Regions from separate parts of the Mus musculus genome. Here regions 1, 2 and 3 are each linked to region 4. The links are chromatin loops, found by intact Hi-C in ENCODE. Cell type or tissue: heart. All regions are shown on one strand. Each heading gives the region's core, and the rest is flanking DNA. Links, peaks and the distances in the headings are about the cores only.

The links. Peaks named below come from ENCODE experiments on the same cell type or tissue, not always from the same donor. Only the 100,000 strongest peaks of a DNase experiment are listed, where the experiment ranks them.
Region 1: a loop joins it to region 4, with 3 times the contacts of the local background. A loop is called at or near these places in 10 of 42 quality-filtered maps.
Region 2: a loop joins it to region 4, with 9 times the contacts of the local background. A loop is called at or near these places in 13 of 42 quality-filtered maps.
Region 3: a loop joins it to region 4, with 6 times the contacts of the local background. A loop is called at or near these places in 26 of 42 quality-filtered maps.

Annotation. Positions count from the first base shown.
Region 1 is chr3:86,542,776-86,550,769 of GRCm38, forward strand. The region is part of intron 40 of Lrba (LPS-responsive beige-like anchor); the gene reads left to right. It overlaps Mab21l2 (mab-21-like 2), which reads right to left and starts at 5,508. Exons shown (of 1, transcript NM_011839.4): 1 at 3,275-5,508. The coding sequence starts at 4,916. The coding sequence ends at 3,837. It overlaps Gm31677 (a long non-coding RNA gene), which reads right to left. Exons shown (of 5, transcript XR_375777.3): 2 at 7,993-7,994; 3 at 6,176-6,239. In heart, for the core only: no CTCF peak of the experiment used is centred there; a DNase peak (open chromatin) is centred at 4,136; H3K4me3 peaks cover 4,510 bases; H3K27ac peaks cover 3,314 bases.
Region 2 is chr3:86,264,126-86,272,119 of GRCm38, forward strand. All of the region lies in intron 2 of Lrba (LPS-responsive beige-like anchor), which reads left to right. Among named protein-coding and RNA genes, the nearest start is that of Gm26343, 7.2 kb to the right of the region's middle. In heart, for the core only: a CTCF peak has its summit at 4,371; no DNase peak of the experiment used is centred there.
Region 3 is chr3:86,324,327-86,332,320 of GRCm38, forward strand. It overlaps Lrba (LPS-responsive beige-like anchor), which reads left to right. Exons shown (of 57, transcript NM_030695.2): 19 at 680-788; 20 at 1,375-1,456; 21 at 3,273-3,396; 22 at 3,838-4,030. Among named protein-coding and RNA genes, the nearest start is that of Gm40083, 34 kb to the right of the region's middle. In heart, for the core only: a CTCF peak has its summit at 4,348 (motif pointing right); no DNase peak of the experiment used is centred there.
Region 4 is chr3:86,756,763-86,764,756 of GRCm38, forward strand. Lrba (LPS-responsive beige-like anchor) reads left to right here. Exons shown (of 57, transcript NM_030695.2): 53 at 620-787. Among named protein-coding and RNA genes, the nearest start is that of Gm52625, 10 kb to the left of the region's middle. In heart, for the core only: a CTCF peak has its summit at 5,093 (motif pointing left); no DNase peak of the experiment used is centred there; H3K4me3 peaks cover 334 bases; H3K27ac peaks cover 1,782 bases.

The DNA.
Region 1 (7,994 bases), core at 2,074-7,073, 210 kb before region 4:
CTACAAATTAAAATTGGAATTGGTAAAATCTCATAAGCTTAGTTCAAAGCTCTTGCAGAACTGCCTCTGCTTGCTACAAAGCAGTTATCAGTTCCAGCTTAAGACTCTTTTACCATCTTGTTAGATTACTGACGTTCATTTAAATTCAAAAACAATTCCCACTTAATTGCATTTATCATTAGTTCTTCAGGGGAAGAGACCTCGGGGAACATTGTCTATAAATATATTCTGCCTGAAGGGGTCCAAAGTGAATTAAGCAACAAAAATTCAGTGAGCTTGAGAGTAGAATTGTTTTGTTTAGCCCTTATCTTTTCTGGATATAACACCAATATATCATTATGCTTGCTTTGTCCCCATAGCTTACTATTCTTTGGTGCACGTGAGCGTATTCTGCCAGAGTGTGATACCTCTGTTTCCCATTACCTGTGGTAGCTTTTACAAGGCACTGCATAATTTCCTATTCTTAAATGAAAATGTAATTTCCCCTTTCAAAGGTATTTTGATTACTTTTCAGACCATGGCAATTTTACTTTACTTAGAAACATTTCTGTTTTTTAACACAGTCATAAAGCCAAAATAATGTTGATTTTATGAAAGTAAGTACTATAATTTGTTCTGAGAGGAAGCAGTTTATTGAAAAATAACCAAGTAAGTGTCCTGTAGAAAGAGTAGTGGTTTAAAATGGAATAATTAATTTTACTGGCTTGTAGTGTGTGTGTGTGTGTGTGTGTGTGTGTGTGTGTGTGTGTGTGTGTGCGCGCGCGCGCGCACATGCGTGCCCATGCGGGTGCATGCGTGCAGTATGTACATATTCTATTTATTGGTAGCCTCTTCTGTTTTGGAATCATGTGGAATTGTGAAATCTTTCTAATTTGGAAGTATTTCTAAAAAAACTTTTGAGAAAAAATAATGTTATAATTTTGTTGAGCTTTACAAACAATTTCTTATCTCAGCCATGTTTGCTTTAAGTACTTTGTTTCCATACCACTGTCTGTATCAGGAAGAACTTGCTGGAACACATGAAAAGAAAACCACGAGAGAACTGGTTAGTTACAGTTAGATAAATTAGTGACTCTGGTACAGAGAAAACTTGAATTCTGAACTTTTATCACCTCAAAATGTTTTCTACTTTGTCTCATGGCTAAAGTATATGAAAATATATTATAAATTCATTATGAAAGGCTACCAAAATTATTTAAACTCTGATTCCTGACGCTTCAGAACTTCAGAGAGACTGAGACTTCATTCAGAATACTTTACTTTTGGGACATAGTTTAAAGTCTAAAATCTAATCAATGGTGTTTAAAAACTTTTTTCAAAATTAAGATCTTTGTCAGCCTTTGAGAACAGGTTCTTTGAAGCTATTTGTTCTTTTATAGGAAGCTGTAGCTTTTAAGTTTTTTTTGTCTTTCTGTAGCATAATTACATTAGTTTTCTTTCTCTGTTGCTTGTAAAACATAAGATATTTTACCTTAATCATGAAATTTGTCTTGTACTGAAACCTTCCTAGTTCTCCAGACATCAACATATTTGAAATTAACTTCAGCAAATTATTGATAGAATATTTGATTTAATATTGACATTAATGCTAAAAGATATTTTTATTGTAAACACTTTTCTTGACTACATTTTTAACATTAAAACCTTTTTTAAAACTTGCATTAAATAAGGATGTGAGGATATCAAATTGGGTTGTTTTTTCTTGTCAATACTTAGTAACTTTTTCATAAGTAGTTGGAAGAAGCGCTGTTCCGTGCTACACATGCTTTTTCTTGTGCATGAGTCATTTTTTAAGAAAGCATTTTAACCTTTTACACCAAATACTGTGCTTTAAATGATTTGTGTACACCTCTGAGTAGCTATTGCTTTATATTTTCAAACATACTCCTTTGAAAATTTTCTTAAAATTCAGACCTTCTCCTTAAGAGGATAAATTGTTTTATTGTTCAAAATAATTAGTGAGTGCACTGAATTAATGAGTTTGTTTTTATTTTTACAAGAAGACACAACATACACACACACACAGACACACACACACACAGACACACACCCGGTACTAAGTACATTGAAAGGTCAAAGGTATTTTCAAAGTAGGTAGCCCCTAAGCTTATATTTTTGACACAGAATTACTTTTCCCAGGGCAGCCTGAGCTTATGCCTGTTCTGTCAAGTGACCTGGTGCTTCAGAGCCCTGGGAGCTTCCCAGGGCTCAGTAATCTTAGTCCTCCTGTTCTTAGCCCCACGCGCCCCTCCCCCACCCAGACTTCTCCTCTGAATACTGCCTTGTACAACATTTTCTTCTATATCTTTCACTTATAGATTAAAAAATAGATGAATTTAAAAAATAAAATTTAAATATTAGAGGTAGTATTTAACATATTCTGTTCCTTTACTTCACATGGTCAAATCTTGTCCTTTGGCCAGAAAACAAACCAGTTTCTTTAGGATATTTTCAGTTTTCCTAATTATTTTTTATTCCAAACAGTTATTTTATTGCATGTAAAAGAAATCTTATCAGAGTTGAAACATTGAAATGAGTCTATGGGATTGTTACCTGAGAAAGCAGAATATGGAAGGTGCTTTTCCTATTTCTAAATTTTTGGAGTAATTATTTAGGTCATAAAATAGTTTTAAGACCTTTATATATAGGTAGATTCAAAATAATTTTTGAAATTTAATTAAAATGATACTGTTTATTGCATTCATAACTAAATCATTAAAAAACCAAAGTAGTTATAAATCTGAATTGTTCATATTACCAGTTGCTAGAGGAGAGAAATATTGCAGTGACTATTTTATTATTTTTGGTGTCTTTGATTTTCTTGCTAATTTTATTTATTATTACTAGTTGAAACTTAAAAAGAATAGTTGAAGAAAGAGCATGACATGACTTCATTCTTTAAAAGCAATTTTAAAAACATTTAGAACTAGATTTTAAAAAACCTTACAGCATTAAAAAAATCCTGATATAATTTTAAATAGGCTTTTTTATTATTTTAAATTTTAGGATTAACAATATATTGTTTCACACTTTTCTTTTTTAAATATTGCTATTAACATAAAATATGTGTTATATTGAGTAAAATACTTATTTTACTTTTTACTAAGGATTTTGGGGGAGATTTATATAATTAATTCTCCAGAATATGCTGTATTTTAAAGTTTGCAAATCAGAGTTCAAATGGAAGCTTCCTGTATTTAGTTCAAGTTCACATCTTGTAAGTTAGAAAGTGATCTCATCTGCCTTCATTCAAGAACAATCCGCAAGCAGCCAATTACAATGTAAAGTAATATTTTTATTACTGGTTTACTGGTTTCAACAAGACATTTTAGGGCGGGGGTTAGGGGTGCAAAAGGAGGAGGCAGGGGCACATTGACATTGGCACTGAGACACATTTCACATCAGTAAAACTTTGTAAAAGAAATTTCACATATAGTTAAATAATTATTTTCACTTGGTGACAATCACGCAAGCAACCCAAAACAAGGAGGGGCGGGCGTAAAGAAGGAAAAGAAGGGAAGCTACTATACATTGATTTGAAAAATGTACCTTGGGTTTCATTTTGTGTTCGCAAAGCCGGATTGCTTCTTTTGTGCGATCTTTAAATTCACATTGTTTGGAAGGAAACGATCATTTTTGTGCAAGAATGTTATTTTTGGGGTGGGGGGGTTGGTTGGTTTGCCCTCTTTTGTTTGCTTCTTAATTAGGATGTCTTCTGCCTACTCCCGTTCTTTCAGGTGATTTACATAAAAGTTTGTGTTTCGAGTTTTTGCTGTTGTTGTGTGTTCTGGGAGAGCATGCCCATTTATGTTGCTTTCCACGCAGTCGGCAGCACTCTATAGTTTGTCCAAGCTTTTGGGATTGGTGAGGATTTCCCTGGCCAATCTCCAGGTCTGCTTGGCAGCGCTCTCCAGGGCCGAGTGGGGCTTACCCTGGAAGAGGTCGAGGTTGGGCAAAAAGTAGTGAGGGCAGCGGCGGCACTGCAGGCAGGAGATGAGCTGTAGCAGGATGCCGTTCAGACGGTCGCCCAAGCAAGCCTCGTCCCAGTCCGTTTCCCTCGGGTGTTTCTCGCACTCGTACAGCAGCAGCGTCTTCATGTGGTAGTTATTGAGCGGCTGGCCAGGCAGCTCCAGGTGGCGGTCCCGCAGCGTCTTCAGCACCGAGAGGCACTTGTTTCTACAGCCGCCCATCAGCAAGCGGTTCTCCGCCTCACCGAACTGCAGCACCCAGGCGTCGCTTTCTGCGGAGCTCTGCTTGCCAGTCAGCGAGTAGCACTCCTTGGAGAGCAAGTTGAACCCTTCGGCCTTGACCTCCGCCACCCGATTGGGGCCGGGCCAGGGGATGTGGGGCATAGGCCACTGTGCCGCGCTGCGAGGCCAGATCCCGGTGCACTTGAACGCTGGGGTGATTTGCACCACGTAGCGCTCCCTGATGCGCAACTTGACCTCACTAGTGTCGGCGATCATCTTGACCACGTCCCGGTAGCTGCACTTGTCCACCGCCTGGGCTACTAGTGTCTGGAAACGCGAGCGGATCTTGCGCGCAGAAAGGTAGCCAGACGCTGTGATGAACTCGACCCAAAGAGACATGCTCCGCTTCCGCCCATCGCTTAGTTTGAGCACGGCACAGCCGGGCAGAGATCCGTCGTCCACGAAGTTGAAGACTCCCATCTGGTTGAGGTAGAGTACCACCTCGAACTCGGTGGGCGAGATTACCTCCAGCCCCTCGTAGCGGGCGTCAATCTCACTCAGAGAGCTGATGAAGCGGGGCTCTTGCACCTCCACTTCCTTTAGCACATCCGACACTACCTTGCAGACTTCTCGGATGGTCTTGGCGATCGCAGCCTTGCGCGCCTGGCAGCGCTCGGTGTAGTATTTATTGAGCTGGTAAACCAGCTTGGCCTGAGCGGCGATCATGTTGGGGCACAGGTCCGGGCTGTACACCGGCGTCTCGCAATACGTTGAGGGATCCAAGGCTCACGCACTGGTGGTGGCCCTGCGGCTGTGGAAAGGCGGTGCGTTCCCCCTGAAGCCCCAATTTCACTCTTGCTTTCCACCTGGGCTGACCGGCTGATGATATAGCCGGCTGGCCTTTTCTTTTCCCTCTTTGGAATTTTCTTTTCTTTCTTCCGCAGAAAATTAGAAATAATATTATTTAGGGGGGAAAGTACCTGCAAAAATAAAGACGAGCCTCTCCTTGTGCGGGAGAGATGGATGAAATCGTGAGAGAGAAAAAACTAGGTTACCAAGAGGCTAGGCTTAGATGTCCGCAGCAGCCACGATTGCCCAGATATCTGGAAATGAAGTCTTATAAGTGCCAAAGTAAATTTAAAAATAAGACAAAAACATTCAGTGGTTCATTCTGAAACTTCTCCCTCGATGGTTGGACGCCTTCGCTCAGCGTAGGTGATGCCTTCCTTACCCTCCCCCAAAAGGAAAGTGAAGGATGTAATTAATGCCCGGAGAGCAGCGAAGTACAGCTCAGGCCGCAGCGCACTCTGAGGTTTGCAGACGCCCCGCGCGGTCTCAGCGTGCTAGTCTCCTCTCTTCTCAGGGGGTTGTGTCGTAGCAGTTTTCCTGGCTTCCTACTGGAGGCGTTGTTTGGATTGGGTTGGTTTGTTTGTGGTGGGTTCTTCCTGCCTTTCTCTAGGTGCAAACTGCTGCAAGTTGTTTGATATTCTTTTCTGCCTCGTTATTTATACTTTTGGCCCTAGCAAAATCTATTTTAGTGTGACTAAATCGTTGCTTACGTTGTATCTGGTGTGCAGGTCTAAGGAGTCCGGGTTTTTCCTCTCCTCTGGGTTGCGTTTGCAGTCTCTACCTCATCCCCCTGTCCTCTGATACCTGCCCCCCACACTTCTCTCTCTCTCTCTCTCTCTCTCTCTCTCTCTCTCTCTCTCTCTCTCTCTCTCTCTCTCTCTCTCTCTCCTTAGTTTATGAATGGTTCTGGGCCACCGTGAAGGGGTGGAGCTTCAGTTCCTACAATCCCTATGCAAGCTGTCAGTGCTTTAGCCAATCCGAGAGAAAGAGAGAGAGAGGACAAGCTTGGGACCTCAGCAGCCACCACACTGCACTTGATAAAGGGGGCGTGGGGGGTGAGAAAATGGGACTAGACAGAAGCCAAATGCTCTCACTCGTTTCATAGTCCCATTTTCTTTTTTATCCTCTTTTCTTACCGTTGCAGTGAGGAGGAGAGTCTTCATAGAAGGGATTCTTCTCTGGGTATGGCTGGATCAATTCCTGCAAAGTAGTAGTGCTTTCAGTGAGCTTCACTTTTGGTTTTAAGTCTCTGAACATTCTGCAGAAGGTGCAGACTCTAACAAACTGTCTTTGGCTTGAAGGCAAATGAGAGCAGGAAGGGGAGCTTAAGAAAGGACTTAAATTTTGTAGTCCCCCCCCCCTTCTCTTTCCCTCCCATCCCATTGTTGCCAAGAGCTGGAGAATTGCTGTGTATGTGTAAAGGAGGGGATAGGATGACAGTCTATAACCATAAATCTCTTGTTAGTAATTTCCATATGCTGTTAAAAATACAGAACAGGACAAAAACTACTCCAGATATGTTTTTGATCCTTATTTCATAATTTAGATTTAGCTATCTTTGTGTCATTATTTTACTCTTATAGGAATTTACCAATAACTAGAGAGAAAATATGTGAGTTTTGAGAAACTGTAAGTTTATATATTAGCATACATTACTTGGTTATACTTGCTGATTGAAATAAGCTACCAAAATAGTTTAGACTTAAATTAAAATGAAGGAAAAAAATGAGCCTGAATTCAGGTTTTCTTAATTTTTTAAATACTGTGACGTTAATTGTGAACATATTCTTGGGCAGTACTGGTTTAGAATAATTTTATTTTCATAATTGATTCTTGCTTTTAAAGGAGTTGACTGGGATAAAAATCTATAACTTTACTGTTATTGATTACCCAGATGGCCTTCCTCCTCCCCTGCATCCCACTAAAACTCAGTCGCTCTTGTTCCTTAGAATATGTGTTATCCTTAACAAGCTGTGTGATTGCTGCCTCGTAGGACTTTTGGAAAAACAAGGGCTGCAGCAAGGTGATTCACTTGCTACTGGGAGTTTATCTCAGAATTTAAGATGCCAGGGCTCTCAGTTGTTTTAATACACTCAGGTAGTTAAGGGCTATTTTTAGGTTGATTTGGCAGATAATATTTAAGCCGTGGGTTATGCATAGGGAAAATAAAATCTTTAGCCCGTTTTTTTTTTTTTTTAAAAAGCTGTGTATAACTTTTGTAAAACCCCGTAGGAGAGCTTGACTTGCATTTTTTGAAACCTACCAGAACCTGAATTCAGTTGCTACCGAGAGAGCTAATGTTTCTTTCTACTGGGCATGAGATGCTTGGATCCCTACCCCTTCATTCGTTCTTAGTCTTTGGTGGTCCGGAGGGCTGGAGACTTGACCCGCCTCCACCTTGATGCTAAAGCTCCTTTCTAAAGAGTATTTGGGTTTTTCTTTTTTAAACCAAGCGGGATTTATCGCTTGGGGGCCGTTTTAAGTAGCGAGGAGTTGGGAAGAACCTTGCAAAGTAAGCATCAGAGAGCCTCTGGGACAGTAGTTTCATGGGCGTTCCTAAGAGTGAATGCACTACTAGGCGGCTAGCTGCGGCCAGCGGTTTCCCGCTGGTCAGGGAGGCTTTGGTGCTGCAGGACCCAGACCATGCCATGTAGCCGGGTAACTAGTGCGTTCTATAGTCCCTGCCTTGGAGGTGTTACAGGCCAGAGGGGTGTACTCCCGTGGAGTATGGGACCACAGGGAAAAGAAGCTTGGAACAAATCCCACAGGCAGTGCTGGGCGGGCGGGGACTGGTGGCAAGGCCCAGGTGCAGAGTTCCTCCACATCCTCCAGGGGCCAGATCTGCAGCATGCATGTGGCCAGAGACGCCTGTGCGAACCCTTGTAATTCTGGCTGTCTCAGCTCGGCCTGCCACGTCTTCAAGCTACAGGACACGCGCACCCACTGCATTCACCT
Region 2 (7,994 bases), core at 1,807-6,806, 490 kb before region 4:
GAGAGTCTCTCTAAAACCCAGAACCTCTCCTAGCTTGCTTCCTAAGACTTAAAAATTTATAATGTAAGATGTCAGCACCTCTTAATTTTAGTTTTCCTAAGATGTTGTAATCATGAGTAACCTCTATCAACTGAGCAAAGAGGGAAGTTTATGAAAGCTTAGATATTATCCAGTTTTATGTACTTTTTATTTATGAATCAGTAGTATTTTCTTTTGTGTATTATCCCCAGAACAAAAATAGAAGTACGATCATGTATTGACAATGAGAAAGCTAAATTCTCTTTAAGAGATTATTAAATTAAAAGTTAAAATAAGGTTTATGTAAATTTATATGTAAGTCTGTACTGTGAATTGGAAGATAACTCAATAATTAACTCATGGGAATCTGGAACTTGTCCTCACAGTGTCATGATCATAATTCCTCCCATCTCTTTGTCCTTGACAATTAAAATTGGAAAACAATCACATGATCAGGATCAACTTTGTGCACCAATGGTGTAATCCATTATTTCTTCTTTGTGTGCTGAGCAGCATGCCAGAGCAGAGGCAGACAGGCACATAATCAATTCTTAAGATTTTAAGTTAAAAAGGACAGTGTGCCCACATCTTGGCAGCAGGTTTGCAGATGCCTACATCATGGTTGTTGAGATAACAAAGGCCAGCAAAGGCTAAAGGTGAGCGTGTCTTAGGTCCTGTCTTGGCAGTTTCCTGAGATTTATCTTTGTACACATAACAACTTGTCCAAGATCCAAGTGACTTTGGGGAGTGGGAGCTGTAGCTATGGAATATTCCATTGCAGGACAAGGATTCAGATATGTGGCTGGAAGTAGGCCCAAGAGCAAAATACTGCTGTCTCTCTTAGCCCTATGGAAAGATAGTCTTAGGATCAGAGTAGGGTTTCATGTGGGCACATGTGCTGTACTCTATGCAAGTCTGGAAGCGTTGGTGTTGGAGCAGTACTGATGTGGAGGCATATCTGACCACTGGAGTCTGAAGTAACAGTGTACTTCTGGCCTCTCGAGAATCCTTTCTTGCTTTTGAGTATTTTAGGCCATCCAACCTTAACCTATCCTTCTACTAAGATGCTTAAAGATTTTTGTTTTCCTTCAATATTTTGATAAATATTTGTTTTTTCCGTGTTGGAGAGTGAACTCTGTAACTTTATTTTTTTCAAAACACATTTTTAATGATGGTTCTTAAACACTTTAACCTGCCTTCTAGCTTACCAGAGGTAGTGGGAAAGAAAGGACACAGGGGAAGTAGACCTGTTTAGAAAGGTTCTTTGGAGCAACTACCATCTGCATTGTCAGGAAATTGACAGTTCAGTTCACAGGTCAGCAGCGGCAGCTTGATCCACTTGCAAACATTTTACGGATATATCAGCAGTCCAGTTTGGTAGAGTCAGGATAGCAAACACGAATCAGCAGCCATGGTGCTACCTAGCAGAGACAGCCAGGCCCCAGCCTCAGCACAAGTCAGCAGGAGGGACCAGGGCCAACAGGAATGCCAGAAGTTCTCAGCTGTGCCTCTCTCTGCAAAGCAAACATCAGCAAAGACCAACAAGCGCTGCACAACTAGCTCTATAAAGCAAGCCTAGCTTAGCCTCCATCACTATCCATAGAGTCCTCTTTATACCCTCCAAACATTCCATGTCCTCCATGGGGCTTGCCTCAGTGAGTGTCTTGCTTCAACACATGAATCTGTCTCAGATGACATCACTCTACCAATCAGCCCTAGTCCGAGGAAGTGGCAAGAAGCCTCAGCACACCAGCAGAAGTTTTTTGGTGTGTTTCTGTCTATAGAGTCCTGACAAATGGAGCTCAACAGCACTTGTAAGGTGGATCAATAACATGCATGTTGTTAGCACAGACTACTTCATCATGTGTCCTTTCACGTGCTTGCTTTAGCACCTGTGTCTGCTTCAGTGAAATGTTCCTTCATGTGTTTGCCCCAGCAAAACACCATGTAACATAACTGACTTCCCAAAGAACCCTTAAGTTTCCACTAAAGAACTCAGTTCTCCTTCTATGACAAACAAGTGCTTTACTGATGAGTGACACCCTTAGCCATAGTCATTTACAGTTTTGATCAGTTTGAAATGTGTTTTGATTTCAAACCTGTTTCCAACTAAATTTTTCCATACTTATGACGTCTTGCCTATTCTAATGCAATCTTACTGATTTTTAAAAATCCCCTTCGTATCTTGAGATGACACTTAAAATGAAACACAGAAAAACCGTACTGCATAGTGGTGGGGTACATAGACATTGGAGTTAGCATGCCCTGGTTTTATTTCTAACAGCAACACTTTCTGGTTCTGAAATCTTGTACATCTGTTTGTGTATGCCTCAGTTCCTTGAAATAAGAATGGTACAGTACTTTTATGTATTTGTAGAATATTAAATGAGTTAATATATATATATATATATATATATATAAACTCTTAGTTCTTGATAAAGTGTTTAAAAATTGCTTTTATTATGGTAGTTTTCTTTTATTTTTGGTCATTTTGTGGATTTTCTATTCTCATCCATAGCTAGCTGACATTCATGCACAGGTATTACACTTTAAAAAAAACCCGTTTTGAATTATGCTTTAATCTTCTGATAGAGGTACTTTCCTATTGTTTCTCTTTTTTTCTCATGTTTCGTGGCTATTCTTGCTTGATAACTTTTCCCAAAGATTTTATACACACACACACACACACACATACATATATATATATTTTTTTTTTTTTGGTTTTTTTTTTTTTTTTTTTTTGGTTTTTTGAGACAGGGTTTCTCTGTATAGCCCTGGCTGTCCTGGAACTCATTTTTCAGACCAGGCTGGCCTCAAACTCAGAAATTCACCTGCCTCTGCCTCCCGAGTGCTGGGATTAAAGGCATGCACCACCACGCCCGGCGATTGTATATTTAATTTATTTTCTACTTATAGAAAGAAAAAGGCAGAAAGATTTAAAAAGCTTATAGTGTTCTTTGTTTTTTAAATTCATTTTCTGTAACTGATAACCCATTTGAAGTTAATAATTTCTCATTTTCTTTTTCTTTTTTTTGTTTTTGTTTTTTTTGTTTTAAAGATTTATTTATTGTTATATGTAAGTACACTGTAGCTGTCTTCAGACACATCAGAAGAGGGCATCAAATCTCATTTTGGATGGTTGTGAGCCACCATGTGGTTGCTGGGATTTGAACTCAGGACCTTCAGAAGAGTAGTCAGTGCTCTTAACCGCTGAGCCATCTCTCTAGTCCCTCAATTTATTTTTCTAATCTTTGTCTTTTTTTGTGGCCAAACTTCTGTCATGACTTTATTGATGGGTATAGACCTTCTGTTTTATCCCAGTATACTTTGGATATTGCGGATGTCTTAACAGTATTTCTAGATTATTCTTATTCCTGAGCATTTTTAGATATTGATGAGGATTAAGTCTAAAAATATAAATTATTTTCAAGAGAAATTTTTCAGAGAAATTGTATAGTGATTCAAGAATGCATTCTGAGAATCTTGCTGTTTAAGGTGTCTGAAGTGTGGAGATTGGGTTGTCATCACAAGTTTATTGGCAGTTATTGCAAGGAATAATCATGGTATTTATTTGTGATTGAATGGTAGATTTTGTTTTTTTTTTTGAGACAGGGTTTCTCTGTGTAGTCCTGGCTGTCCTGGAACTCACTCTGTAGACCAGGCTGGCCTGGAACTCAGAAATCGGCCTGCCCCTGCCTCCCAAGTGCTGGGATTAAAGGCGTGCATTACCACTGCCCGGCAAATGGTAGATATTTTAAAGCTATAAATTGAACAATCAAAGTACACATTACATTAACATTTCATTGTAAATTAGATAGAACATGAAACAAAATAAATAAAATGAAGGACAAATAGCCTGGAAAGCATTGCCAGTTTAAGCAATATAATGTTTATAGCTTTTTCAGAATCCCACTAAAAGCATTTTTTCCCTCCTCAAATGTAGACTTAAAACTATTAAAAATTTCTTCTTTTTTATTCTCTTATCCAACAACATATTCTTGTGTTACAGTCTAGCTTTGCTTATTTGTAATTAATTAACCAACTAATTAATTTGATTCTTTGAGACAGGTGCTCACTGTAGCTGCCACAGCTGGCCTTTCACTTGCTGTGTGGCTGAAACTGGCCTAAAATTTTTGCACTCTCTGCCTACAGATATATAGTACCACACCTAGCCTAATATACTTCAAAAGTATCAGATGAATTTATTTATTGAAGAACCTGGAACTTATGACATTTCATAGTGTTTCTGTCTGGATGTAGTTAAACATATCCTGAGGTCCTTTGTATTTCCTGCATTTTGGCAGGACAATCTAGAGCCTTTGTCAGACTCAGCTTCCATTCCTGTAACTAGACTGTAGGTGGTGCTGTGCTCTTTCACTGGAAGCAATTATGCCTGGTTTCTCAGTGTGAGTGATGTTATCGGCCCTGGTATTCACCATCCAAATGTATTTATTTGCCTGGATCTAAAAACCAAACCAAACCAAACCAAACCAAACCAAACAAAACAAAACAAAAAAACAAAAAAAACAAAAATAACAAAAAAATGTTGATAGTGTCTGTCTGTCTTTGTCTCTCTCTCTTTCTCTCTTTCTCTGTGGTATGTGTGTATTTAACTGGAATCTTTCAATGAAGAAACAGTTATTTGTTTATCTAGTGGTATGGTCACCAGTGTACATTTATAGAGGGCAGAATAAATGCATAATTCTTTCCTTTAATTTACTAATTTCCACAGTATATCCGATAATTCTGCTTTATAATTATTTTTTAGAGCAGTGGTTCTCAAGGGTTGCATATCAGATATCTTACATATCCGATATTTACATTACGATTCATAACAGTAGCAAAATTGCAGTTATGAACTGGCAATGAAAATAATTTTATCTTTGGGGGTCACCATAATATGAGAAACTGTGTTAAAGGGTCGCAACATTTGGAAGGTTGAGAACTACTGCCTCAGAGGAAACCAGTAAATTTGTGATTTAAAAATTCTATGAATGAATGGATGATTGCAGTGATGCTCATCACTGAACTACAGATTGATGTGTCTGGTCAGTAGGGTCTAATAGGTCCAATAGGTCTAGATTGGCCCTTTTGTTTTAAAGATTTATTTATTTATTTTATGTATATGGGTACACTGTTGCTGTCTTCATGTTTTCAGACATACCCGATTCCATTACAGATGGTTGTGAGCCACCATGTGGCTGCTGGGAATTGAACTCAGGACCTCTGAAAGAGCAGTCAGTGCTCTTAACCACTGAGCCATCTCTCCAGCCCGAGACTGGCTCTTGAGTCTTTTTGTCACAACCTTTTTGAATTGATTATATTCCTGCTATTGTGTATGGCAAAATAACTTAAGCTCAGTTTTTCATGATTTTCTTTGGTCAGAAGTGCTTTTTCAGGGTTTCAGTGTGGGTACTATGCACAATCGTTATTACTTTGTTGGCTATTGCTTTGTTTTCACTACACACATAATATTTTTAAATAATACCAATTACAGTTTTATGTATTGAAGTGTGTGTGTGTGTGTACATGTATATGTGTATAGATCCAAAGATTAATTATCTTCTGAGTTTCTAGTGATGCTTCTGTTAAGCAAGAGGTTGGTTGTCCTGATCCTTACAGTTTGAGCACATTCTTGTCTGTATCTACTTGAAGTGTTTTCATCAGGAAAGACTGTTAGATCTTGACAAATGCATTTTTTGTGTTTATGGAGATGATCATATGATTTTCCTTGTCATGTTATTCATGCAGTATATAATCTACTGTTTTTTGCTGTGTGTACATATGTATGTGTGTGCACAAGAATGTGTGTTTGTGTATGTAGGTGCCTGTGCATTTGTGTGTGGAGGCCAGAGCTCAACCTTGTATATATATATTTTTCATCCACTGTCTTTCTCTCTTTTTTTTTTATTGTTTTTTTTTTTTTTTGGACACATGTTTTCTCACAGGCCTGGAACTCTTCACATAGCTTAGGCTGCTTGGCCAGCAGGGATCCAGTTGTCTCTGCTTCCCCAGGGTTGGCATTAAAACTATGCCACTTTATTTGGCTTTTTAAATTTGTGGGCCTTGAACCTAGGTCCTAGGTATTTTACTGACAGAGGCATCTGTCCAGCCCCATATTTGTTAGTGTTTATATGTTAAACTAAACTTGCATTTCTAGAGTAAATATGATTTGCTTATTGTGTGGAATTACTTGTAGATGTTGCTAATATTTTTGGTCTCATGTGTAGTGATCTCTCCTGTACTTTGTTATGTCTGGCACAGGGGTAACACTGGCCTCATTGACTGAGTTGAAAGTTTTCTCTTCAGTGTTTTTGAGGAGTTTGTAAAGAATCACACTAGTTCATTTTTTAACAGAAACTATCAGAGCTCCAGCTTTGTTTTTGATTACTATCACTTTATTTGTTTCTAGCCTATTTATCTTTTCTCTTTCTTTTAGAACTAGTTTCAGAAATAAGTGGCTTTCTAGGAATTTGTTCCTTTTATCTTAAGTTGTTACTTTAGACATAAATCTGTTCAGAGTATTCTTTTGTAATCTCTCTCTCTCTCTCTCTCTCTCTCTCTCTCTCTCTCTCTCTTTCTGTAAAGCTGGTAGCAATGTGCTCTCTTTCATTTCTGATTTTAATGATTTGATTTTTTTTTCATTTTTCTTGATCAACCACATTAAATTTTGTCAATGTTTTTCTTTTTTGAGACACAGTCTTACTTGAATTTGAGAATTCTTTAGATTTTCTATTGTGAGATATTTGGTTTTCAAATATAGTCTGTAGTTTACCATTTTATTCATTATACACATATTAATATATTAATTATACATATTACATATACTTATACATTTTATGCAAATATTAATATATATTAATTTTTTATAAAGTCTGATTCAGTAGTTTTCCCCAGGGAATGTGCTTTTGGGTCTGAAGTATAAGATATAACAGTTCATACTTTTTGGAGAAATAGATTATTCTTTTATATTTTCCAAATCTTACTGTTCTTTAAAATAAGGCTTCAGATTAGTAACTATAAAATCAACAATACATTTTAAAGTAGCTTGGAAGCCTTGAGTGACTGGAAGATTGAATGGTAATAGTTGCAGGATGCTTGAACAATAGGAATATTCAGTAGTATGTAATTTTACAGCTATAGACAGATAGACACAGTATTGAGGTGATTGATTTGAATATGGGATGTATGACCGTTCGCTATCTCTCATATCCCGTGGTGTTTCAGTCCATGTAATGGAAGTTCAGTGGACTTCTGACTACTTGTCACCAGTGACAGATTTCTGATTTTTAAAATATGACAGTGTTATAAATCACTAGTTTGCTAGATTGAACTAGTAATCTATTAAAGAACATGGCTGTATTTACTGTGGATAAATGCAAATTTAAAAAGGTTCTGTGTATGAAGGTTTAAATGATTTATTATCCTTCAGTTCATTCCTGAGTCTGAAGTTATGTAATGGATTTAGAAAATTTCATTTCCTGTTTGAAGGTTTAAATTTACATATTTTTCTCTAATGCAAGTATGGAGCTTGGCCAATAGAATATATAGTAAAACTCTCTGAGAATACTATTGCTTAATTTTTTGGGGGTTATATTACAATATCAACTCTTTTAAATGTATAGGGTAGGTGATTAAGTATATTCACTTATTATTTTGTGGGTAGAGATTGAGGGAGAATTAAAGAAATGGAATCTGTAAGTGGCTAAAGAATTTGTGTTCACATGAGCATTCCTTCTCTTTAATTTGGCTTCTTTTTTTCTATCAAGTTGCAATTCATATTGGTTTTAGTATGGTTTTTCTTTTCAACAGGAACTAGCCAGTGGAACAGCTAATCCTATAACAAGTCCTTAGTCCACACAGTTGTGTTGTCTTGTATTCTTTTGAGACAGGCATTTCAGTTGCTGAGGCTGTAGTGTGCACCCTCAGAACGTTGTTTGTTTATTTACTTGTTTCTTTCTGAGGCTGGCCCTTGG
Region 3 (7,994 bases), core at 1,655-6,654, 430 kb before region 4:
GATTTCATTGTAGAAAGGCAATGGTGAGATGTGACAGAGACCAAATGGTTCACAAGATCTTAAGTATTTACTATATAGAAAAAAGTTTGCTGACCACAGAGTAGAATTAAAGTACATGATTTGTAGTTTGAAAGTTTATGACTGGACTGTTAATTTTAATGCACATATTTCTAGAGTGTTCAGTTTCTTAAATTATGTACATTTCTTTTTTTCTCTCTCCACATTGTGATTCCGATTCATCTATGTGCCTTAGATAACTGTCCCGAGTAGTGCGTAGCCCAGTGCTGGCAGATAGTTTGGGCTACATAGGAAGAAACCCACATGGACTGTAAACTAAACTAGAGATATATGGCTAAGAAAGCCATAGACCCTAGTGGGGAACTTAATACCTGATAATGCTCTGAAGAATTTAGTTCAGGTTTCGCTCTGCTGTTACATAGCCCATCTTGAGCTTTAGCTATTGCTTATATTGTGGTTAGCTTTGAAAGTTCTGGGTTGAAAACTGTGATAGTAATTGAGTTGGAATTTATAATCACACAGAAAAAAAACCAAACCAAACTAAACTAACCAACCAACCAACCAACCAACTAACCAAACAAATAAAAAATACACTTGTGTTCCCTTTATGTAGTTGTGAACCCCACAACTATATCTTGTGATTTCTTTGGTGTTATTTTAGGAGAAAAGCTGAAGTCATGCTTGGGCATGGATTGTTCTCGCTGCTAGCTGAGAGACTTATGCTTCAGACAAATCTAATCACAATGACCATGTATAATGTTCTGTTTGAGGTAAGAATGAAGTTAAGGTATATGTAGTATTATGGTGTATATTTAGGTGACTGTATAACGGCTGGTAGTTAAGTAAAATGAGATCATGTCTTTTAAAATGTACCACTTTTAAATTATTTACATAAAGGTAATATGGCTGCATTTTAGAAGTTTATTAATTATGAATTACTAAGTAATCTTGTTATCCTTATTTTGTGTTTATTCATTGTGTTGACTTTGGTATTCATTTTCTAATGATATTATCATTTTATAATGAAGTAGAAGTAAAAATATCATTATGGTATTAAAGGCATTTATGTGTTTGGACAACTTAGCATTGAAATTATAGGTTTATATTATAAGTTTCATTTTTGAGACAGCATCTTGTTCTGAAGCTCAGGCTGTTTCAGGTCTAGCTCTGTCTGTCTTCAGGGCTGGCTGTCCAGTCTTGGCAGTCCTCTTGCCTCAGTGTCCCTAGAGCTGGGACTACAGGCGAGGCCCACACCCAGCTGCACTCACTGAGCTTTGCTTAGGACTGTGCTGCGACTTCCTCTGTAGCGACTCATCCATGTCTTGTGCTAATGTAGCTTGTTGTTTACTTTTGCAGATTCTTATAGAACAGATCTGTACTCAGGTGATCCACAAACAGCATCCAGATCCCGATTCTACAGTAAAAATACAAAACCCTCGTATGTATCTCACACTCTTTAAAATTACTCTTTTCTACTCTACAGATAAGTCTATGAAAACCCGAAAGTTAATATGGAAGCAAGTAAACCTTTTGTAGCAGAATCGTTTACTTAGGTTTTTATTGCATGTTACACCAGTTGGTGTCGTTACTTGGCTTATGTGAAAGGTTTAAATTTTATGCATATGATCTTGGTTTAGTTTTTTAGAGAAGTTTTTATTATATTATTTAGTGAAGTTAGGCTGAATTACTTAAACAGTGGTGAACAGGTTTTATTTTAAATTGCTGCCAATATAGGAATGCCAAGTTTGATATGGGACACAGTCTTATTTAACTTAGAATTCTTATATACTAAATCTTATTTTTAAGATCATGTCATCAGAGTAAAGGATTTTCAGAATTGCAAGTACTTTTTGTGTGGGGAGGAGTTCTAGTTACCCGCTGTGCTGCTTCTGTGTGTAGTGTGCCACATCATAGCTTTTTTTTTTTTTAAAAGAACTTTAAAAAATTTTTATATTCTATATTATTGATTGTTTGACTGGTTGAGATGGGTTCTCTGTAGTCCTGGCTGTCGTGGAACTAGCTTTGTAGACCAGGCTGCCCCTCAGAAATCTCCCTGCCTCTGCCTCCTGAATGCTGGAATTGAAGGCGTGCACCATTACCACCCAGCCATTGTATCAGTTTTAAAAGCAGGCAACTTCCAAGTTCAGTTTCCTCTGCTTTCCAAGACATATGATGCCATTCATTGTTCAGAGCGAAAAGGGAAAAACTTAAATGTAAAAATTTTAGAGTATTTTATCAACTTAGAACATGCTGCTCTAACATAGTAGCTGAGACTGGATAGTTGAAAAGAATAGAATTTGCCTTTTTCCAATTTTTTTTTTTTTTGCTCAAAAGTCCAGGCCAAAGATTTCTCTATTTGTTCTGGTGAGGGCTGCTCTGCCCACTGAGGAAAATAGAACAAGAACAAGCAAGCTGAAAGCTGCCCTGGAGCCCTAAAAATATGGTCTTCCTCTCATTAGTTGGAGAGAACCCAAGGCTTGATGACTTTTAATGTCCCACCTCTTAACCTTGTCACGTCGCAGGCTGCACCTGCACTTTGGAGAGGACACACTCTACTCATACCGTTTGACCTTTTAGTATCTAACCACTGTTTCAGGCAAGGCAGTGGTATATACTGTGTGTTTGAGTCACAGCTCACTTGGGCCTGGAGAGAGAAGAACACTGACTCTTCTCTCAGAGGGCCCAACTTTGAAGACGATACACAGTGTCTACATTCTGCCATGGCATCCTTCAGCATGCTTGAATGTGTTTTTATTTTTTTTTATAGTTTTAAAATTTTATTTCATAAAGGAAAGGCTGTCTATATGCAATACATTTTATTTTAGAATAAGAATTTATCTTTTCTCCTTAAGATTTTGAATATGGTGGGAATTTTTGTTTTATGCTCAGTTTTACTCTTTGGCAGAGACTAAACATTTTGTTAATTTATAACTTGAGTGTATTGTTTGGACTGTGTAAATGGTAACTGGCTGGGTGTAGCTCAGGCACCTGCTTCACCATGTCAAGGTCATTTGTTGGAGGGGAGACAATCAGCTTGACATTAAGTCATTGTCCTGTTGAACAAATATTGGCTCCTTTCTATAAACTTACAACTTCTCTAAAATAAGTGTTAAGTCAGCATGTTTCCCCAAGTTTTACAAGATGTTTTTAGTAGACATTTATAAAGGAAAGCTCAAGAAATCATTTATATTAATCTACCTTCATGAATTTTTTTGTTGTGTTTGGTTTTTACTTATTTATGAACTGTCTTACAGAGATACTAAAAGTAATTGCGACCCTACTTCGAAATTCTCCCCAGTGCCCAGAGAGCATGGAGGTTCGCCGAGCATTTCTTTCTGACATGATTAAACTTTTTAATAACAGTAGAGAAAACAGGAGGTAAGCTGGAACAGAAAGCAGCTATTTACAGTATTCATGTCGACTTTTGGGTGATTCCAGTTTGTCTTAGAAAAATTCCTCTTTATAAGTGTGAGGAAATAACACACAAGAGCTAGAATTTTTATTACCACATTGTTAAAACTGCTTTGGATGTATTATAGATAACTATGGCTTGGGTCCAGCCCCCAGCCCCACATTGGGAATAGGGTTTCACACAAGCCCTACCTGTCCTTCTGTAGAACAGGCTGGCCTGGAACTTATAGACCAACCTGCCTTTGTCTTGTGAGTGCTGGGATTGAAGGCATGTACTAACAAGCCTGGCCTGGTTTGTCCCTCTTCCCCACCTCCCCCATCTTTCTTTTTACAGACAATTAGTCTGTAGAATTCTCTGGTGATTTTATATTTTGTAGTAATTCAATATTTTTTAAAAAATATTTTCAGGAGCTTGCTGCAGTGCTCTGTGTGGCAAGAATGGATGCTTTCTCTCTGCTATTTTAATCCTAAGAATTCAGATGAGCAAAAGATAACAGAGATGGTGTACGCCATATTCAGAATTCTGCTTTACCATGCAGTCAAATACGAGTGGGGTGGCTGGCGAGTGTGGGTAGACACCTTATCCATCACACATTCAAAGGTAAGCTGCCTTATGAAAGTGTATGATGTTTTAAGTAACTGTAATTTTGAATTTTACTCATGTAAAATATTAATATGCTTGAAATAAAGGAAAAAGGCAAGTTATTTTCTGAAAATAAATGAAGTAAAACCAAAGGCATTAATAAAAATATTCCTTACTTATATAGATCTGAAACAATTATTTTCCAGTGTAAGTATTATATGTGTTTAAGTAAAATTGAACATCATGGAATAATATATAGAAATTTAGATATTTATGTATGCCTTACTCAGATTCTTTTTTTCTGAATTTTTATTGTTGTTAGGAAGTTTTGAACACAAGGTGGCGCACCATGTTCAAAGATGGGAGGTTTTTGTTTTTGTTTTTTGTTTCCCTCTTGTAAATAATATAAAGTTGAATAAAAAGAAAAGTTCTGGCTCATATTTGCACTTTGCTTAGTCAAAATCAGGTAAAAAAAATTGGTTTCAAAGAAAATCTCACCTATTTTCCTGTTTTTAACTCAGTGTGTATGTGACCCAGGATGGCCATGAGCTTAGTAATCTTGTCAGTAGTGACCTGGGGCTTGTGAGCCTCCTGCCCCTACCTTCTAAGGTTGAGCGGTCGGCTTCTTCACTTTCACTTCTTCCAGCCTGTTCTTTGCTTTTTTAGCTTAAAAATTTATAATGAAATATTAGAGACACTGAAAGATACAAAGAACAAGGGGCCTAATACTTAGCATTTATGAAATTAAATACCCGTTCTCAAATGTTTTGTCTGTATCCTTCATAGCTCCTACTCCCATTCCCTACTAACATACTTCAATGTTACTATTTATGTATCTTCTTTATACTCTTAGTGAAGTATATACCATATATAGTTTTTTTTGTTTAGCTAGCTCAAGTTATTGAGCCTAGTGCAGTCTATATGCTAGGCATTCTCTCTTGGGTCTTACTGTCAAACCTTTACATCTCTTTTTTTTTTTTTTTTTTTTTTTTTTCCATTTTTTATTAGGTATTTAGCTCATTTACATTTCCAATGCTATACCAAAAGTCCCCCTTACCCACCCACCCCCACTCCCCTACCCACCCACTCCCCCCCTTTGGCCCTGGTGTTCCCCTGTACCGGGGCACACAAAGTCTGCGTGTCCAATGGGCCTCTCTTTCCAGTGATGGCCGACTAGGCCATCTTTTGATACATATGCAGCTAGAGTCAAGAGCTCAGGGGTACTGGTTAGTTCATAATGTTGTTCCACCTATAGGGTTGAAGATCCCTTTAGCTCCTTGGGTACTTTCTCTAGCTCCTCCATTGGGAGCCCTGTGATCCATCCATTAGCTGACTGTGAGCATCCACTTCTGTGTTTGCTAGGCCCCGGCATAGTCTCACAAGAGACAGCTACATCTGGGTCCTTTCGATAAAATCTTGCTAGTATATGCAATGGTGTCAGCGTTTGGATGCTGATTATGGGGTGGATCCCTGGATATGGCAGTCTCTACATGGACCATCCTTTCATCTCAGCTCCAAACTTTGTTTCTGTAACTCCTTCCATGGGTGTTTTGTTCCCACTTCTAAGGAGGGGAATAGTGTCCACACTTCAGTCTTCATTTTTCTTGAGTTTCATGTGTTTAGGAAATTGTATCTTATATCGTGGGTATCCTAGGTTTTGGGCTAGTATCCACTTATCAGTGAGTACATATTGTGTGAGTTCCTTTGTGATTGTGTTACCTCACTCAGGATGATGCTCTCCAGGTCCATCCATTTGGCTAGGAATTTCATAAATTCATTCTTTTTAATAGCTGAGTAGTACTCCATTGTGTAGATGTACCACATTTTCTGTATCCATTCCTCTGTTGAGGGGCATCTGGGTTCTTTCCAGTTTCTGGCTATTATAAATAAGGCTGCTATGAACATAGTGGAGCATGTGTCCTTCTTACCAGTTGGGGCTTCTTCTGGATATATGCCCAGGAGAGGTATTGCTGGATCCTCCGGTAGTACTATGTCCAATTTTCTGAGGAACCGCCAGACTGATTTCCAGAGTGGTTGTACAAGCCTGCAATTCCACCAACAATGGAGGAGTGTTCCTCTTTCTCCACATCCTTGCCAGCATCTGCTGTCACCTGAATTTTTGATCTTAGCCATTCTCACTGGTGTGAGGTAGAATCTCAGGGTTGTTTTGATTTGCATTTCCCTGATGATTAAGGATGTTGAACATTTTTTCAGGTGCTTCTCTGCCATTCGGTATTCCTCAGGTGAGAATTCTTTGTTCAGTTCTGAGCCCCATTTTTTAAGGGGGTTATTTGATTTTCTGAGGTCCACCTTCTTGAGTTCTTTATATATGTTGGATATTAGTCCCCTATCTGATTTAGGATAGGTAAAGATCCTTTCCCAGTCTGTTGGTGGTCTTTTTGTCTTATAGACAGTGTCTTTTGCCTTGCAGAAACTTTGGAGTTTCATTAGGTCCCATTTGTCAATTCTCGATCTTACAGCACAAGCCATTGCTGTTCTGTTCAGGAATTTTTCCCCTGTGCCCATATCTTCAAGGCTTTTCCCCACTTTCTCCTCTATAAGTTTCAGTGTCTCTGGTTTTATGTGAAGTTCCTTGATCCACTTAGATTTGACCTTAGTACAAGGAGATAAGTATGGATCGATTCGCATTCTTCTACATGATAACAACCAGTTGTGCCAGCACCAATTGTTGAAAATGCTGTCTTTCTTCCACTGGATGGTTTTGGCTCCCTTGTCGAAGATCAAGTGACCATAGGTGTGTGGGTTCATTTCTGGGTCTTCAATTCTATTCCATTGGTCCACTTGTCTGTCTCTATACCAGTACCATGCAGTTTTTATCACAATTGCTCTGTAGTAAAGCTTTAGGTCAGGCATGGTGATTCCACCAGAGGTTCTTTTATCCTTGAGAAGAGTTTTTGCTATCCTCGGTTTTTTGTTATTCCAGATGAATTTGCAAATTGCTCCTTCTAATTCGTTGAAGAATTGAGTTGGAATTTTAATGGGGATTGCATTGAATCTGTAGATTGCTTTTGGCAAGATAGCCATTTTTACAATGTTGGTCCTGCCAATCCATGAGCATGGGAGATCTTTCCATCTTCTGAGATCTTCTTTAATTTCTTTCTTCAGGGACTTGAAGTTTTTATCATACAGATCTTTCACTTCCTTCGTTAGAGTCACGCCGAGATATTTTATATTATTTGTGGCTATTGAGAAGGGTGTTGTTTCCCTAATTTCTTTCTCAGCCTGTTTATTCTTTGTGTAGAGAAAGGCCATTGACTTGTTTGAGTTAATTTTATATCCAGCTACTTCACCGAAGCTGTTTATCAGGTTTAGGAGTTCTCTGGTGGAATTTTTAGGGTCACTTATATATACTATCATATCATCTGCAAAAAGTGATATTTTGACTTCCTCTTTTCCAATTTGTATCCCCTTGATCTCCTTTTGTTGTCGAATTGCTCTGGCTAATACTTCAAGTACTATGTTGAAAAGGTAGGGAGAAAGTGGGCAGCCTTGTCTAGTCCCTGATTTTAGTGGGATTGCTTCCAGCTTCTCTCCATTTACTTTGATGTTGGCTACTGGTTTGCTGTAGATTGCTTTTATCATGTTTAGGTATTGGCCTTGAATTCCTGATCTTTCCAGAACTTTTATCATGAATGGGTGTTGGATCTTGTCAAATGCTTTTTCTGCATCTAACGAGATGATCATGTGGTTTTTGTCTTTGAGTTTGTTTATATAATGGATTACATTGATGGATTTTCGTATATTAAACCATCCCTGCATCCCTGGAATAAAACCTACTTGGTCAGGATGGATGATTGCTTTAATGTGTTCTTGGATTCGGTTAGCGAGAATTTTATTAAGGATTTTTGCATCGATGTTCATAAGAGAAATTGGTCTGAAGTTCTCTATCTTTGTTGGATCTTTCTGTGGTTTAGGTATCAGAGTAATAGTGGCTTCATAAAATGAGTTGGGTAGAATACCT
Region 4 (7,994 bases), core at 1,987-6,986:
ATAATCTTGATTTCATCATCACCTCAAAGGAAGTTTCATCATTCAGAGAATGAGAGCAAAGAAAGAGTGGCAGGGTTTGAATTGCAACCATGATAAACTGTTACTTTGATCAAAAGTTAGTCCATGGAGTCCTGGTTTGGAAAAGTAGAAACTCTCTTCAAGGTGACCTAAGAACAAAAGAGCTTCCATATATATCATGAACTCAGGCGAGACTGCGAGTGAGCCAAGCCCTGGAAGTCAGCAGGCTTTGGGTTTGTGTCACAGAGTAACTCAAGAAAGTGTTAAATGGCTCCAGTGTAAGTGTTCTCCTGGGCTGCTTTAACCAGAAAATATTATTCTTTAGTAATTTATAGTAGCTGTTCATAAGGATATGGTGTCCTCATACCCAAGTATTTGTTGAAATAGTTTTAACATATGCCTTTCTAAAATCTTATCACTATTCAATTGATTTTTCTCACTATTATAAGTAGCATTTAAAAACAAACAAAAAAACCCTGCCAGGTCAGAACGTTCTAAGATCTGAATTGTCACGGCAGCATTGTCTTGCGGGTTATGTATTTGATAGAAGTTTGCCTTGTCTTTTAATTGTGCCTTAAAGAAAAATTGTTTTATATTTCAGGAAAATTGATCCAAGTGGTGTTTGGCCATTGGGATGTTGTCACTTGCCTAGCTCGCTCTGAGTCGTACATAGGGGGAAATTGTTACATCCTCTCGGGGTCACGTGACGCAACTCTTCTTCTGTGGTACTGGAATGGGAAGAGCAGCGGGATTGGAGATAACCCTGGCGGTAAGTACAAGCTTGTTTTTAAAGTGAGCTTTCTACATCATATAGAAGACTAGCACCTTGGGTAGAAGCTCTTCCATCATGGTGAGAATGAAACTGAATCACCCAAGTAGCTGATTTCTAAATTCACTGATAATTCATGTTCATATGTGAACCCCTTGTTTTCATGTTATACCCATGCTTGGCTGCACTAGTGTCACCAGCTAAAGTAGAGGTGTTCTCATGAACAATATAACCTGTAACATAAAAGAGAAATTACATATTTTCTTGTTGATTGAATTCATGTTTTAAAAAAGAAAATTAAAAGTTATAATTCCGGAAATCTACAACTTTATAATACTTTCATTTACATATTAAAAGATAAAACAGGTCATAAAAGGCCAATATGGAAGATTCAAATCGGCTCCTGGCTTTTCAGATGGGAAATGGAAATGTTCACCAACAGCATTAAATTCCTTCAGAAACTGCTGAAGGCAGTAAAACAACAACAAAAAAATGTGTAACCATTTAAAATTGTAATTCACAGAAGGCAAAAAAGGAAACAGCCACCATTAAAATCAACCGCACACAGCTGCAGTCAAGAGATGGCTTTAAAAAACACATTAAGAAGTAGGAAAAACAATTAAAGGGACCACCTGAAAAATGAGAATTTAATTAAAATGATTATGACAACAGAGAAGAGTTCCTGTAAGAATAGCTATAGATTTCTATCTCATAAGGTAGACTCTGTGACTGTTCTTAAATATTTACCGTGTTTTAATTGAGAGCTGCTTGCAGTGTATTTGGCTAAGGAAAGCTCATGTTATTACCTGAATACTGCACCTTGTCTGGGTGTAAATGTATTTCACCTTGTCACATTTTCGATTGACTTCTCTGGGTTGTGAAAAAAATGGGTAGTACTTGTGTGACAGTGAACACTTTGTTCAAAAAATGCTAATATTTATTTCGTAAAATGCAAAGTTTTTTTAAAGCTATTTTTTTTCTTTTTATGCACTTGAGAGATTTTTGCATTAGATCACAAACATTGTATTCAGTTAATATCTAATGGACCTATTTCTGACTTTAATCAAAGATAATCTTATATGTGAATAGAATAGAAAAAAGTTAAAGTTCTGATACTGTGGGCAATCCAGTCTCAGCGGTCAGAGTGAGCTGTAGTGTGTGTTTGTACTTTGGGGAAGTGTGCTTTGTGCACATCTCTGACTTACACAGACAACTCTGCTTTATATATAATTACAATTAACGTAAAAGGATAGAACACTCGGGGGCTTGGATTTTCTAAATATATACTATGACCCTTTGATTGCTGTGGTGGCCTCTGATGCCTCTCCCGTCCTGGCCTCCTAGATTGAGTGACTACTTTCAGTTTCTCTTTTCCTGTTTTTCTAAATATAAGAGTAATTATATCAGGCAAACCTAAATTTGGTAATACATAAATCTACCAGTTTGTTATTTGTCTCTCAAAGAATTTAGGAAAGCCTTTTTCTTGCCTTACAACGTTTTGTGCATGTATAGCAGTTTGTACCCACGAAGACAGATATGTGAGTCTTTGTTTTTCACTCATCGTGATTACCTTCTCTATGATACGCAGTTTCCAGCCTTGTGTATTCTGAGAAACAGCTAAAGCCCTACTGGCTATTCCTGCATGGAACTGTATAGCATTTCAGAGATTTAATTATGTTTTAAAATTAGAAAACTTTAGATTTTCAGAGTATTTTATATCTACTTACACATTAAATGATATATGCATGTATTTAAATATGTTGTTTATTTAAGTACCTTACAAATTGCCCTAGAGATGGTTTTTGTATGTATGTCATTTAAATAGTGAATCAAGAAGGAGTGATCAAACACTGAGATTCACTGTAAGAGAAATCTAAGTTCCTGGCTCTGCTGTGCCTCCCCCCCCCCTTTCTCTCTCTCTCTCTTCTCTCTCTCTCTCCCTCTCTCTCTCTCTCTCCCTCTCTCTTGTCTGTAAAATAAAGCAATGGTAGGAACTGTTATCAGAGGCACAAGGTGTTCAGCAGACATAAATCACTTCACAGACTCCATCTTGGCTACATATTAAAATGTTGCATGCAATGTCCACCATTCTCTCGTCTGAAACATGGTGGGCAGTAACACCTAGAAATGTACACAATGAAGAAGAGAAAAAAACAGAAACACAGAACATCTAATACAATTTTCAGAAAACTGTAATGTATTTTGAATAACTTATATTACCTCATCTTTTCTGGCCCTTTTATAATATCTGATGCTCCAATTCAATTTCACTTTACCTTTGAAGAACGAGTCTGTAAGAAAGACAAACAGGTACTTTTTCTTACTCTGAGAATTTATACACATTAGGGAAAAAGATTAAAAAGCCAATCTAAGCTTTTAAAAACAAATAGCAGACAGTCTCAACTGGTTCAGTTCTCTGATCCTCTGGCACAGCGAAAGCTGTGAGCAGCCACTGAAGGCTGAAGCCGATGCCTCAGATGAGCGAGCGTCCAGACTCCTGCCTCCGCTATGTCTCAAAGCGACAGGAAGACCCCTGAGAACGGCCACATGCTGGCATGCACACACTTGTAGGATGGCTGGTAAATACACAGGAGTACTTTAACCTCAATATTTTTATTACATGAAAGGAAACAAAAAAAGAGGTGGAGAGCATCCTATTGCTTTTTTCTGCATTTTATAGTTCCTAGGTTCAGCAATTTAATTTTATTTTAAATTCTAAAATTACAAGAAGAGTTAGTGATTTTACTTGCAAGGATCATAAGCAAGAGCCAAATACCATTTTCTTCAAATCTAATAATTGTTGCTATATAGAGAGTTGGTAGCTGTGTAACTATTTTAACCTAATGTTATACAATGTTAATATGTGTATTAGTTGGATAAAAATCAGGGTAACTCAACTTGGATAAAACCTATAAATAGTATAATTTGGAGCTTTAAAAATGACTTGGATGTTTTATGAAACCTGTCTAGATCATGCAGCCAAAGGCTTGCTCTCCGCAGGCAGACAGGCCGTTTTTCACCTTTGGCTCTATTGTCTTGCGATGGTTATCTGCTGTGGAATGCAGCTTTCCAATAAGAAGGCTGAAAATAGTCTTCCACTTGGTTGTGGATGGTTTTTGTAACATTAACCAGGACCATTTCAACGAAAGGTGTTTTCTGCAGAAAGCTCCGCACCTTGTGAGCTCACCCCAGTCCGCTCTCTTAGGCCAAGATTCCTCCAGTGAAAGGTTTTCCCTTCAGAACAATGCAGGCCGGACCAGACCACCTCCTCCAAATTCTCAGAAAGTATGCTCCTTTGGTTCACTAAATTGGTATTTAAATTAAACACTTCCAACTTTGGCATGATTGTCCTTATACAAACAAGATGAAAACATACAACAGTTATTATTTATTCACTAATTTATATTACACTCATAAATCATAAACTGGGATTTAGAAACTAACCATGTATGCCACACTTTTAGGTTTCAAAGTAATTTTTCTTTACAGCCTCAGTCTATTAGCTTTTGGAACAAATGGTTGCCGAATGTGAGGGTGCTGCATAGATTTGTGTGTGTACTATTTCAGTAAAGTACTTTAACATTCTTGCATTCTGGTTTTGATTTGATGGAAAGGTGGCATTTTTTTTTTTCCTCTTTGCAATCAGACATGCTAATCTATGTCAGCTTTCTCCTTATGGGAATGGCGTCTATGGGGGGCTGGTATGGGTTATATAACAACAAGATTCTGTTCTTTAAGAATATTTCAGCACCGTTAATTAGAAAGAAGATTTTATTAGCCGTAAGGCTAGCACTAACAGACTGCAGAGCTGCTTTTAAAGTACTGTATGCTGGAGCTGCCCTGCGTTTCCTCTGTCTAAAACTTCATTCTGTTACACTCTCATCAATCACTTTAGTCATTACCGTAAATCCTATAGTTGTTAATTTTACCAGTATCACCCTAATGAGACATTCCTGCTATAATTAAAAATGAATTCTAACGTTAAGGCATTCTAAATTTTTTTTAATGAATTTAGAATGATCCTGCCCTATAACTATAAATACCACTGGCACACAGACTACTCATCACGTCTGTAAGAGAAGTGGCCTAGGAACACGCCCAGGTGTGAGTTATTTGCCAGGTGCCAGGCACTTGTGCTTATGCATATGTATATTTTATGCATGTATTTAGGAATCATGTCCTTTTTGTCATAAAGGCTAACATGTTTTACTAAAGCTACTGATAAATTCTTATTCTTTGTCTTGGCAAAACATAGGCAACTGTAGTGCAGTAAGACTCTCTGTAAGCAGGTAGCCTAGAGCACCATCTGCTGGACACATTTGGGGACATAAAGCTCTCTACTGGGAAAGGCAAGGCCTGGAAACATTGGTGTATTTTGCCTCTAATTGCCTGTGGTAGATTATTCAGGGGTCTCAACTGTTGGCATATGTAAAATGTGTTAAACCTCGTATTTTTTAAACAAGAAATAATTTTGTTCTTCTGTTCCTACCCTAACCTGTATTTGTATTTGGGACTTTATAATAAGTGTTTTAAGCCAAGCACAGAATATGTCCCCCCCCCCCCAAAAAAAAACCCAAAGCACCCCAGTGTGTCCTGAGATAAAGTCGCATCCTAATGATCATAGGTCTTCAGGAAGGCACAGTGGGCAGACATGGCCTCTGTCACACCTACACTCCGTCTCTCACGCTTACTCGGTCTGTATGTGATGGCGGAGCTTGAGGCACATGGCCTTTTCTTTAAGAGACGGGGATGGGTCTGATTCTTTGTGGAGGACACCAGTTCTTACATATGCCTCATTCAGACCAAACCCAGTTCCTTCCTGGCCCACTGCACTACCTAATATCTTCATTTTCTTGTAAAATTCAAAGTATGGGTTTGAAGCAGTATGCTGGCAGTGTTCAGGTTCAGGTGACATTAAAAATACGCCTATGAAATTCTCCAGAAGGTCCAGGATGTTTAGTGCTCTGTGATGTAATGCAGGCCCTCAAATTCCAACAAAACAACTCTGTATTTACTTCTTGTAGCTAATAGTAGATGTGGTAAAAGGAATTATATTCATATGGCAAACGAATACAACTTTAATGTGTACCATATGCAGAGCAGTGGGGTGATGTGCCAATATATCACATTTATTTACCTTGTTTGGTTGCAGAGAAAAATCACTATACCATTCACCCAAGGGCTGCAGCCACTTAAATATGAGGACAAAGAAGCTGATTTACGCCCCCAAACGAAAACTGAGTCTCTTCATATGTAGACATTAGGGACAATCCCAAAGAAAGCTGCAAACATTTCATGCTCAAGAGAGACATTTTAATTTCAAATAATGGCTGAAATTAATATGAGAGTACACACTGCTGAGTGACTGTCAGTATATAGGCTCTCAGAACACTGAGAGGTCGAATATTACCCTGAAACTGTCACTGGTGCCCTGCCCCCCTTTCTCACATAGAAAAGTAGGCTTTGGTGCTGCTAGAATATTATATAGTGCACTATTCCCTCACCCCATGAGCATGGCTGTAGCATTACTAAATATGCATTTAGTTGAGACCTCTGGGCCAACATTAAACTATTTTCTACCACCTTCCAGAAAGGCTCATTTTACTAGAAAGATTGCATGAGACCAAACACATGTATGTACCTCGTGTTATGCAGTAGATATTCCTGAAGCTTTATGAGAAGCCCTTTCATATGAAATTATTTGTGTGTTTGTTTCTTTTAAAAACCCCACTTTTTCTAGTTACCTTAATTTTCACATGCTAGAACCATTACTTTATAGAGCTAATTTAAAGAACTAATTAACAAATTTTAGATTTGATGGATTTTTCTGTTTGTTCTTGTCTGGATGTTTTGGTTTTTGCTGTAGGATCTCCCGTAGTCTGGGCTGGGCTGAGATACCCTGATCCTCCCCCAAGTACAGGTGTGAGCCACCATACCTAGCTTGTGGCTGTGTCTTCTTTCTTCATTTGCTTTTTTGTTTTTATTTTTTTAGTTGCCATTACCTAGTTAGCCATATCATTGGATATCACATACTCACTAGTTTCTGAAGTAAGGTTTTTTTTTTTTTCAATTCTAATAGGCTTGGTCAGATTTCAAATGTATGATTAGAAGAGTTTGTTTTTGTACTTTATATGTATGAGTGTTTGGCCTGCATGTGCCCACAGAAGCCAGCAGAGGTCACTGGATACTGGAATTACAGATGGTTTTGAACCGCCATGTGGGTGCTAGGACTCAGACTGAGGTCCCCTCAAGTGCAACAGATGTTCTAAACCACTGAGCCATCTCTCCAGCATCTGGAAGTGAAAAAGATAGTGCCTGGAACTCGGTTCCTCTTATAGCTCAACTCTGTAACTACTGAGCATGCTTGTGTTCATCTTTATAAGTTCCAGTTTTCTGTAACTGAAGTAAGAAGATGATTTTATTTCCTTGGGGTGGTTTAGAACAAGTTTTTTTTTCTCAAAACAGGTCTTACTATATAGTTCAGGCTATCCTGGAACTCACTATGTAGACCAGGCTGCCCTCAAACTCAGAAGAGATCCACTGCCTCTGCCTCTGAAATGCTGGATTAAAGGCCTGCATCACTGCTACATAAGCACAAACCAAGATGTTTTTAATAGCTAAAGGTGTGAGAGCCCTGCATGGCTTTTAAAGTGCCTGCCTAAGTACATGTATTTACCAAAGAAGGTAGATACAGTAAAAAAGAAGTTCAGGGCCAGGTATTGGTGCATACCTTTAATCCCAGGCAGAGAGTCAGGTGGGTCTCTGTGAGTTCTAGGCCAGCCAGTCTACCTAGAAAGACACTGTCTGAGGAGACAGAGATCACCACAAAAACTATAACTAATCAAAATGGAGAGTGGTGGAGCTCAGCCCCAATCCCATACCTAAGGCTCAGGGAACATTGCAGAAGAGAGGTGGGAGAGACCTGAGAGCTGGAGGAGCACGGACTTTGCTGTGCGACTGTGTCTCCTGGTAACGTCAGCAGCTACTCCCGTAAAGTCTCATCAATATGGCCACCCAAATGTGAGCCAAACCAGGATGACACCAATGACCATGCCAAACTGGACAGGGAAAAGCCCATGAGCCCTTAACCCTACACCAAGAACTCCAGGCACCTGAGGGAAGCTGGGAGCAGGAGGTGGTCCTTCCCAGGGAAGCACACATCAATTGTTGTCCAGAGCCAAAAGGTCAGCCCTGAAAACATGCATAC